Regions from separate parts of the Mus musculus genome. Here region 1 is linked to region 2. The links are chromatin loops, found by intact Hi-C in ENCODE. Cell type or tissue: left cerebral cortex. All regions are shown on one strand. Links, peaks and the distances in the headings refer to the core of each region. The heading gives the core; the rest is flanking DNA. Region 1 has its middle 4.0 kb from the start of Pdcd5. Region 2 holds the start of Zfp507 (zinc finger protein 507).

Region 1 (5,378 bases), core at 83-5,082, 150 kb before region 2:
TAGGGAGTGGCACAGTTAGGAGGTGTGCCTTGTCGTAGGTGTGTCTCGGTTGGAAGGAAGTGTTTTTCTGGGACTCTGAGGTTTCAAGTGTGCTCACGCCATAGTGTTACTTTCCCTGCTGCTCGCCTATTGATGCAGAACTCTCAGCGACCTCTCCTGTACCATGCCTGTCTGCACTACACCATGCTCCCTGCCACGATGATGATGGACTAAACTTCAGAACCTATAAGCCAGCCCCAATCAAATGCCTTCCTTTATAAGAGATGCCGTGATCATGGGGTCTCTTCACAGCAATAGAAATCCTAAACCAGACAGTTGCTTTTCTACTACTGTGATACAATACCATGACCAAGGCCATTAATAAAAGAAAGCTTTTAATTTGGAGCTCACAGTTCCAGAGAATTAGAGTCCGTGACCATCATGGTGGGGAGTATGGTAATGAGCAGGCAGGCATGACAGTGCAACAGCAGCTAAGATCTCACGTCTTGAGACAACTACTATTTTGAAAATTCAGAGCCCTAGTGACACACCTCCTCCAAGGCCACACCCCTCCAAGGCCACACCCCTCCAAGGCCACACCTCCTGTAAGGCCACACCTCTTCCAAGGCCACACCTCCTCCAACAAAGCTACAGCTCCTAATCTTTCTCAAATGCCTGTGTCAACCTCTCCATAGTTCTAATAGCATCTGAAACTCAACATACCCGTAGTTAACCCTTGACTTCTTCATCAGCTGTCCCTTCTACTTCTCCTTACTTTGGTAAATGTCACCGTTTATTAACTAGGTCAGAACACAAGCACCTGGACCTGAGGAAATGGTTTAGGTAGTAAAAGTGCCTGTCACCTAAGTGTGGTGACCTGCATTAATATCTCCTCCCCTCAAAAGCCTATCTGAATACAGCCTAGCATCCCAACCCTGGGGAGGCAGACCCAGACAGTCTGTTCAAAGTGCCGCTCTTCAGGTTCATTTCAAGACCCTGTCTCAAAAAATACAGTGAAGAATGACTGAGGAAGACATCCAATTGTTAACCTCTGATCTCCATGTGCACACATATCCAAACACACAAGTACAGTCTTGTGTGGCAGATGCTCCCTAGGAAGACACAATACACATGTCTATCAGCCCAGAAAGGGAACCATAAAGACAGACCAATATAAGAGTCCAACCAAAATCTAAATTTGTGAACCATAGGGTTTTTACTGAGGTTCTCAACAGGAGTGGGTGTGAGGGTTACTCCTAAGAGTAAGAATGACTCAAAGAGCAGACTTTTTGAAAAGTCCATCCCACCATGGGCAGTTGTGGCTCATGAAAGTCGCAGCCCTGGGGCTCCCTCCTGTCAGCTGTTTACTGGAGAACAGCCCTCCAGAATCCCCCAAATTTTCATTCTCCCAGACATGATGCATTTGTTTACTTCTGTAGTGGTTGGAATGAGAAATGTGCACCATTGATGGGTGTGTTTGAACACGTGGTCCCTAACTGGTAGTGCAGTTTGGGGAGGTTATGGAACCTTTAGGGGGTTCATCCTCGCTGGAGGAAGTGCATCAGCAGCAGGGGTGGGCTTTTAAAAGCCTTATCTGCTTCCTGACTGGACTCTGTTCCACATTCCTGGCTGAAGATGCGGTCGTTGTGTTTCTTCCTCCAGCCACCTCCTGACATGCCATTTTGGACTCTTCCCCTGGAACCATAAGCCCCGATAAACTCTTCCTTTTATAAGTTGCTTTGGGGCATGGTATTTTATCACCGACAAAAAGTAGCGGAGGCATGCCCTGACTCTCCTGAGCCTTCCCTTCCAGAGGGAGTGTTTCAGTTCAGAGGCCATTGACATACAGAGCACATAGGCTTGTACATACGCAAACAGGAAAGAAGAGGAGAAGGAAGGAAGGAAGAGATGGAAGGATGCATTTGGTAGAAGCACAGGTGATACACAGCTATTTCATGGCCTCCTTGTGTTGGCCACTGATGTCACTGCTTGCTGCTTATGTGACAGCAGTGGGCCAGTAATCCCAGCACCCACAGGGGCAATGCTTACAGCACTCACTGGTCCCTCTGTCATGCTTATCTCCCAGCCTTTTCCCTGGGCAAGCCATCTTCTCTGCTTAATTGTCCTCAAGTCCCCTGCAGCAGAGCCCTGGCCATCTCCTGTCAGCAGCAGAGGGAGCCATACTCTACCGAAAGAGACTGAGTTCTTCATTACGCTACAAAGCCGAGAAGACCCGTAACTGTTGCTTTGTGCCACACAGTATGTCCTCACAGACAAAGCTTTAATCTCCCTCATCCGTCTTTGTAGCTGGATTCTGGGTCCAGAGGCATGGATTCACTCTGAGAAAGCCTCAGCCAGCTTGGTGGGTGATTTGGGGCTTCAGCGCTATCCTTGCTGCATGCTGTGTTGTGGATTCTCACCTCCCATCCTCAGGGTTCACGCCTTCATGGTTGCTTGCCAGCAGTGCCTTAGCTATGGTGTTTCCGCTGATCAGTTATGTCATGGCTGGCAGCATGAAAGTCTCCAACAAAGGCAGAATGCAAGAGGCGGGCCAGCTGGGCAGTCTCCGACCCCAGCAGCTGTAGATGGACGCTAGATTGCTTGGTTGGGACTTCTTGTAGCTAGGAAGCTTCCTGGCAGGGCAGTGTGTTAAGCTCTTCCCTGACCTCTTTACTTCTGGTGTTTTTGCTGTATAAGCTTTCAAACAGAGCAATGGACTCCCGTCCCACATCAAACTCAGTGTGTGAGCAGTTGATTAGTGATGACAGAGCCTGAGATCCCAATTGACAAACGTTTCTTCAACAACACGGCCATCGTTTGGGGACATGGCAAGTTTGCTTGTAGGCCACTACAGTAAAGCCAACCACATGCTCTCCACCCAACATGTATAAAAGTGGTGCTTACAGGACTAGAGAGATGGTTTACTGGTTAGCAGCACTCCCTGCTCTTGTAGCAGACCGAACGGAGGTTTGGTTCTCAGGATCTCAGGAGTCTCACAACCTTCTAAAACTCCAGTTCTGGGGCATCCAATACCACCCTCTGTCCTCTGGGGGGCGCCCACATGCACATGTACACACTCAAGTACATATATGCAAAATAATGTAAAGACATGCAAAACAGTGTAAAAATAATATTTTACATTTATGGGTAGTGCTCTGGTTAGGTTTTGTTTGTTTGTTTTACAAGGTTGCTACAAGCCATTGTCCCCTGGAAAGCAGGTCTCTCGATTGAGAAAATGCTTTCATCAGATTGTCCTGTAGGCATGTCTATGGGACACTTTCTTGATTGATGATTGATGAGACAGCCCAGCTGACTGTGTGTGGCATCGCCTCTCGGCAGGTGGTCCTGAGCTGTATAAGGAAGCAGGCTGAGCAAGCCGCTGGGAGCAAACCAATCAGTAGCGTCCCTTTGTCATCTGCCCTTCAGTTCCTGTCTCTAGGTTCCTGCCTTGAGTTCCTGCCCTGACTTCTCTCAGTGATTAACTGTACAGTAGAAGCTAAATAAGCCCGTTCCTTTGGAATTACTTTTGGCCACGGTGTTTAGCACAGCCACAGAAAATTAGTGTTTACTCTATTATGTGGTTTAGACCACATTATATGACCAGGCTGGGCAACCCAGAAAGACATAGATATGTAAACATATAAATAGACAGGTGTGGCAATGCCTGCCTGTAATCCTAGCACTTACATGTCCAGGGCAAGAGGATCAGGAGTTTGAGGTCTGGACTGCATATCAAGATCCTGTCTCAATTTAAAATCTAAAATAATGAATGCATGTGGAGAAGGAATTTAGAATCCTAGCTAGCCCCTATACAAGACATAGAAGCCAGATATTTTTATTTATAAGCCATACGCCTCACTTGGGCCAGTTTGGAGCTCTACTTATTCTCCAGCTGTAACATGCTTGTCACATGTTGTTTCTCCTGGCCACGTGCTCATGGTCTATCTCCTCTCATGGTGGCCGCCCTCTGTGGCTGCCGTCTGTCTTCTTTCTTCTTCTCCTCCCTCTACCTGCAACTTCCCCCTATCCCCGCCGCCCCACTTGATCCTCAAGTCTCACCTCTCTCCCTCCACTGCCCAATCACAGGCTCTAGCCTTTTATTGACCAGTTAAATTGGGGAGCAAGGTTCACATAGCATCACTTGATGTCGGTGAGGATCTGCTTGCTGGGGGCAACCAGGTACTTGTTGAGAAGCCAGTATTTAGTATTGAAATACAAGCAGCATCAGACCAACCCACTACATGCATGGATGGATGGGCGAATGGATGGATGGGCAGATGGATGGATGGATGGATGGATGGATGGATGGATAAATGAGCTATTCTATATCCACTCAGTGTACGATGGCATACTCAGTCCTCGGGAGCACAAGTGACAAGCACTCAGAATCAGCTCTAAGCATCAAGGCTCGGTCAGCTCCTCTGCCACAGCCCTGACCTTGTTCCATTTGACCCCCCCCCCCCATGATATTTAAATCTCATAACTCTGATCTGTCCAGAAAGAAATCTTAAATTTAAGGTGATTTTTAGAAATGCATTTAACCGGTCTAATGCCCACACTTGTTACACCAGAATGATGAGGGAAATGGAGGCAGGAATATCCTGAATTTCAAGGCTAGCCTAGATTACAATGTAAGCCAAGGCCAGCTTGAGCCACATAGTGAGACCCTGCCCTCAAAAGCCCAAGGGGCAGACAGGTAGCCTGATGAGAGAGCACTTGCCTGACAGGTGCAGGGCTTGGGTTTGGTTCCCCAATGTTGGAAAAAAAAAAAAAAAGCAAAAATTGAACAAATACAAGCTATTGATCTCAATTTCACTTTGTAAATCAGAGAAAATTACTATTCAGTGTGAGGAGATTTCTTACATCTATGTGTTCATTCATAATTAAGGCAACTGTGTCACACAGGAATGTACGCATATGAATATATGTATATACATGCACAGCTCTCGTATCAAGATAAACGCGGTGGAAAAGGACCAAATGCTTTTACCTATTATTTTTTTGTGAATTAAAGTCATCCCTCTTATCTTGCAGTTAGCACCCCAAATCAAAAGTTATTAACATCAATGAGTCAATCAGCAAGCACATTTAGAGCGGTGGAAGGGGAGATGTGCTTGTTATGTTTCTTGAAAAGATGGACGCTCAACAAGCAGATAGTTCCAGAAATGCCCCCAATCCCCATTCCCTAGTGAAATCTCCCAGGCTCCACTCACGGACCCATCTACCCCTGGAGGAGACTGACTGAGGAGAAACAAAATGGAAGATGTGGGCAGGCGGGCTATCGATAGGGGTCTCCTTCCTCAGAAACCTCCCAGATGAGCAAGGGGCTGGCTGGCTTACTCTTCTTCTTTCCCCTCCTCTCTACAGCCCCCAGCCCACTCAGCCACCCACAGCAGCAG
Region 2 (5,378 bases), core at 202-5,201:
GTTTCTCTCTACAAAGTGAACACCAGCAAAGAAGTACGTGGTACTGCAATGCAAGCGCGTTTTCTCAGTGTTTGTGGGGCTCTATTTATATTCTTCCTAAATATCATGAGTCCGCTCAAGTGTTTATGTTCAGTAAAACGTCACATGCCCTCTCACAAGACAGCGTCCAGAAAAACATCACTCGATGTAACCGAACTGTTAAAGAAACCAGAAAGTTCCATCTTAGTCCCCAGCATCTAGGGGTGTGGAGACATCACCACCTGTGCTCTCTGGGCCCCTTGTGGCCTTCTCTCTATGGGACTCTGCTTCCTAGTCCTCTGGCAGGGCACTGCAAATGGAGAGGAACACAGGTGAGAAGGAACAGGGCAGTCAATGTCCTGGTTTCTGCTTCTAGGTCACCCTGGATTGGTTGCTTTTTGTTCTTTAGTTTTTTTTTCCCCCGCCCCATGTGGATGCTGGGATTTGAACTCAGGACCTTCGGAAGAGCAGTCGGTGCTCTTAACCACTGAGCCAACTCACCAGCCCCGGATTGGTTGCTTCTTAACAGGTCAGTTCTTCCTGGATGGCTGCTCTCTACAAATCTATTTCTGGCTTTGGCACTTCTGTTCTCCTGATGCTGCTTCTCCCACTAACACCATCACTCTGTGGCCTGCGAATAGAAGGCCAATACCTGGTAATATTATCTTTGTAAATATAACCTCCTTCAGTTATCCTGATTTGAGAGCTATTTGCTTCTCTGCTGTAAATGCAAGGCTAAGAGTGACAAGAAAGGTTGAGAAATGAGAAAGCCTACTCTAAAACTCTAACACGAACATCTTACAATAGGAATTAGCATGCTCTCTAAGGTAGTGAACAGATAAAAATCACTGCACTGCAAGGTTCACCAAGACACAAGCCTAGAAATGTTAGCCACGAGGGAGATAGCTTTTTTGTAACCACTAGATCAGAAGACCCAGTCAGAACAAGTGAATTAGGTACTCTCCTAAACCAGCAGTGTTCTACAGTCTTTCATACCGAGTCCCTGACAACAGTCATCCACAGGGAAAAGCTTGTAATTAATGTCTTTCCCAAGAAAAGTGAACAAATTCAGTTGTCTTTATTTTCTTGTAATTTGCTATTTGGTGTATTTGTGTATGTAATTAGTTCCTTTTAGTTATAGCAGTATGGCTACATGTAGAACTGAGCGAAATGATTCATGTGGGCTTGAAGAAAGGCTCTAATTTTCTGGGTATATACAAAGAGAGAAAGACGATATAAAGAAATCTTCTTTTAGAGTATGCATTTCGTTTTTCCAACTAAGTAAATAAACAAACAAAACCCCACACCAAAACAACAGAAGCGATGGCCAATGAATTTCACACTCTTTCAGACATCTGTTTTAGCCAAAAGAAGGTAGGGTTCCTCTGTTCTCTGAAGTGCCCTGGCTGCATGATCCAGGCGAGTCACTCTTTGTTTTAGCTTCTTCTGGTGTGAAATGTGAGGGGAAAGCTGGATGAACTTTTAGAGATGGAATCACAAACTGCCTATTAAAAGTAACCTAAAAGCTAGTTTTACTTCACATCTTACAAAGGTCAGTTACAATTTATTTAAAATCTTCTCAGCTCAATGTAATAATAGCAACTGAGAGAAAAACTGGAGTATAAATACAGAAGTATACTGGTTTCATAGTATAGAGTGTCTTACCTGCACCTAGCCTGGGACAATATTTTGACTTTGCAGCTACAATTAAAACACAGTCGTAGCTAACATCAAGTAGTGTTCAGCTTCATTGTAATTTATGAAACACACATGCCAAACATAGCGCTGAAGACCACCTGTCCTGGAGCTGCAAACCCAGAATTAGGCCTGCGTCCATTTCCTGTAATATTCCTGTAATTCCTGGTGGCCAAGCCCTTCTTTGGACACAAAGTGTCAAGGAACACCTCTGAGGCTCACAGACGTGAAACAGTGCCTGGCTTCAGAACTCAAACCACGCTTTCCCTAGTATACCGATTTCCCTTTCCATGCTCAAGGTGAGCATGATCAAGTAACAGCACCGGATGGATGCTAGGCAGCAGCAAACAGCTTCGTTTGCTCAGAGTTCTGTGGGTCCAGTCACAGTGGTGGCGGTTTATAAATAAGGCATCTCAGTGAGATGTAAGTGACTTACCCAAGGTTACATGGCTGTTAGTGGCAGAGCCAGTGTCTTTCCAATCAATTTCTGAAACAGATAGTCTCCTGGATCGATATTCACAATCCAGCTGTGGCCAAGAAGGAAATAAACACCATCAAACACGTCTCTCCATTGGCGGGCGAAACACAGTAACTTATTTCGGCAGTGAAGAAACTTCCAATACTTAACATTGAAAAGAAATTTCGGAAAGCTGTTCATGCAATGTAATTGTGTGAGGCAAATTTACATAATTTACTTAACAAGTAGAGGATTTTGCAGAAGCTAAAACAAATCAGCCTGGAAAACTTCTAACAATTGTATATTTTAAACCTCCCCCTCCATGTAAGTAATTCACTCAGCAAACTACTGCTTTTACTGACATAATTTTCTAACCAATATGGAATAATAAATGACATATTGCTATTCTAACTTTAACCGAAATTACAGCCTAAGGGGTGATTATGTAAATTAGTCAAACACAGTGGGCAGAAGAGTACCATGAAAAGATGCGACAACGTGGCTTGACCTATATATTCTCCAAAGCAGTTTCCTGCCCTGGTCCTCCTTTTTTTTTTTGGCTACTGTTTTCCTATTGTTGCTTTAAAGTAGGCTTATTCGGTTCCCTTAGAAAGTAACTTAGCGATTACAGTTAAGTAAAATTAGTACACCGCTAGGGCATCCTCCGAGTTTCCAGAGTTACCATGGTAAAGGAATGAAGGGTCAAACTTTCTCTTTTTAATCAATATAGCAATCCATACACAGAATCAGACCAGTAGAGTAGAAAGTACAAACTCAGACAGAAAAGGGGGTAAATCCAGTAATTGCCTTGGGCCATGTAGACTGAAAGCAAATTCCTGTCCACTGTCAGCAACCTTTGGTGGGGGTGGCTGCCTGGACCTAATTAATCACCCAGGCCTCGGACTCCAAACAACGATCGGGATGCCCCAGGTCTGGAAAGGTGGGCACTTTCACCAATGGTCTCAGCGATCTCTGGAAAGATCAGTCAATCCCAGAGGATGTGTACGTGTGGGAGGCCACGATTGCTATTTTTCGTTTGCGCTGGCATTTCCTACACCACGCAGTGCTTAAAGGACGGGGGATTAAAGAAACTTAAGCTCCATCCTGGCTGGCCTAAGCGCTTTCACGTCTCCAGAAGGCAAAGGCGCTTCAGCGGGACCTGGGGAGCAACGGGACCCCCACCCCCAGCGGCACGGCGGGCCCGGGGTCTCCACAGGCCCGACAGAGGGACGACAGTACACACAGGGCCCTGGAGCTCAGGCTCGGGTGCGTGGCAGTGCCGCGGGCGTCACCGGCGAGGAGGAAGCGGGCGTCACCAGCGAGGCCGCACATGGCCGGCGGCGCTCAAGCGGAGGGGCGGCCCGGGGCGCGGTACCTGCGGTCGGGCGGCGGGCTGCTGCTCCTGCGAGCCTCCTTTGGCCGGCCGGGACCCCACCGTACCCTCGCCCTCGTCCGCCTCGCTCCCGACTCCTTTCCCTCTCTTTCCCCCTTTTTGCCCCTTCCTCGGCCGTGGCTCCAAGATGGCGGCGCCGAGACAGATCACGTGAGCGGCGAGCCGGTCAGGTGAGCCTGGAGGCGCGCGGCGTGGGCGGGGCTGTGGTGGGGTGGAGCCACCACAGACCACGCCCTCTGGCAGAAAGGGCCTTAAGGCTCTGGGCAGATGCTGTGGCCATCCAGGTCCTGTCAGAGCTGGTGTTGGTCTAGAACTCAGTTGATATCCACTGTGGCCTCAACCTGCTGGGGCATTCTTCATCCCCTCATTTACCCCATCGTTCTTTACATCCTTGTGCTTGTGAATCTGGCTGGACTTTTTTTTTTTTTTTTTTTTTTAAAGTTTATCGAGGGCTGGAGCGATGGCTGGAGTGATGGCTGGAGCGAGGGTTGGAGCGATGGCTCCGTGGTTGCTCTTATAGAGGACACAGGTTTGGTTTCCAGCACTCATACAGTGGCTCACAACCATGTGTAACTCCACTTCCAGGGACTCAGAAGCTCTGGCCTTCTTCTGACCTCCACAGACTCCAGACACACACATGGTGCTCAGGTATACAGATAAGTAAGCCATTCACACACACAAAATATTATCTACGTATTTATTTATTGTTATTTGTGGAGACTTGTGGTCAGAGGAGAATTTTCAGGAGTCTGTTCTTTCCTTCCATGGTATGGGTTCTGATATTGAACTCAAACCTTCAGACTTGGCAGCGAGTACCTTTACCCATTGAACCACATACCTCCTAGATAAATGCTCTTCCACTGAGCTATTGAGTTTCCTGAAACAACTCATCCTGGCTTCTAATTCCTTATGTAGTTAGCCCAGGCAGACATTTGAAGTTGTGAACCTCCTGCCTCAGCCCTCCAGGGTAGCTTGGGAGAGTAGATGTGTCTCCACCATACCAGGCTCTAATTGGAGCTATTATTTTTTTCAGGCATCGTATGCTGAAAAATGTAGAGGTCCTAACCGTATGTCTGATGAGAGGCAGTGCTGGCTCTGGGTCAAAAATACTTTCTTTTTTTTTTTTATGTTTAAAATTTAAAAAAGCATTTATTGATTCGTGTGTGGAAGACAGAGGACAATTTTCTGGAGTTGGTTCACTTTTTCTCCCGTGTAGGTCCCAAGGGTTGAACTCGGGTTGCAGCTTTGATAGAAAGTTCTTTTACCAACTGAACCTTCTTGCGGTCCTTGAAAGATTTTTCAGGAGTTGTAAGGTCTGACTTGGTGAGCTTGCGGTAATAACTCCGAGCGAGCCGTCATGTTTGTCGTTTGGATCTGTTTCCGTGAAGTATCTGCTCTGCTGTAACAAACCCTGTTGGGTCCTGTGCTAATACCATGAATACAAACTGAGAGAAGCAATCTCACCCAGCTTTCAACCCAAGAATAAGCCGGCAGGTAGGGGCTAGCAGGAATGGCAGAGCCACGAGCTTGGGTCTGGATTCAATGGGTGGGCGTGGCCAGAGGAAGGACTTTAGGGAGGATCGTAGTGATAGCGCCAGGCTGGCCTTGTTAGGTGAGATACCTTTTGGATGTTTCCTGGTATATTTAGAACCCACTTCAAGCAGGTTGGGTTTTGAGTCGTCAAAATACATACGAAAAAGTAATGGTTTAGGTACGGCAGCCATCTTATTTGCTGTGTCTCTGGATAAAAGTTTACCAGCTGGGGGGTTACAGAGATGACTGAATGGTTAAGAGTGGATTCTGCTCTTGCAGAAG

Evidence for each region. Hi-C counts contacts between places; a loop is a spot of excess contacts. Peaks named below come from ENCODE experiments on the same cell type or tissue, not always from the same donor. Only the 100,000 strongest peaks of a DNase experiment are listed, where the experiment ranks them.
Region 1: it touches region 2 in a loop (3-fold over the local background); 3 of 42 quality-filtered maps call a loop at or near these places.

The regions. Positions count from the first base shown.
Region 1 is chr7:35,648,754-35,654,131 of GRCm38, forward strand. No RefSeq gene overlaps it. Among named protein-coding and RNA genes, the nearest start is that of Pdcd5, 4.0 kb to the left of the region's middle. In left cerebral cortex, for the core only: CTCF peaks have their summits at 2,146 (motif pointing right) and 3,027 (motif pointing right); DNase peaks (open chromatin) are centred at 2,175 and 2,984; H3K4me3 peaks cover 203 bases.
Region 2 is chr7:35,799,289-35,804,666 of GRCm38, forward strand. It overlaps Zfp507 (zinc finger protein 507), which reads right to left and starts at 3,701. Exons shown (of 7, transcript NM_177739.3): 1 at 3,546-3,701; 2 at 2,150-2,240. It overlaps E130304I02Rik (RIKEN cDNA E130304I02 gene), which reads left to right and starts at 3,304. Exons shown (of 3, transcript NR_033567.1): 1 at 3,304-3,733. In left cerebral cortex, for the core only: a CTCF peak has its summit at 2,820; DNase peaks (open chromatin) are centred at 2,865, 3,267, 3,490 and 3,723; H3K4me3 peaks cover 2,001 bases; H3K27ac peaks cover 1,113 bases.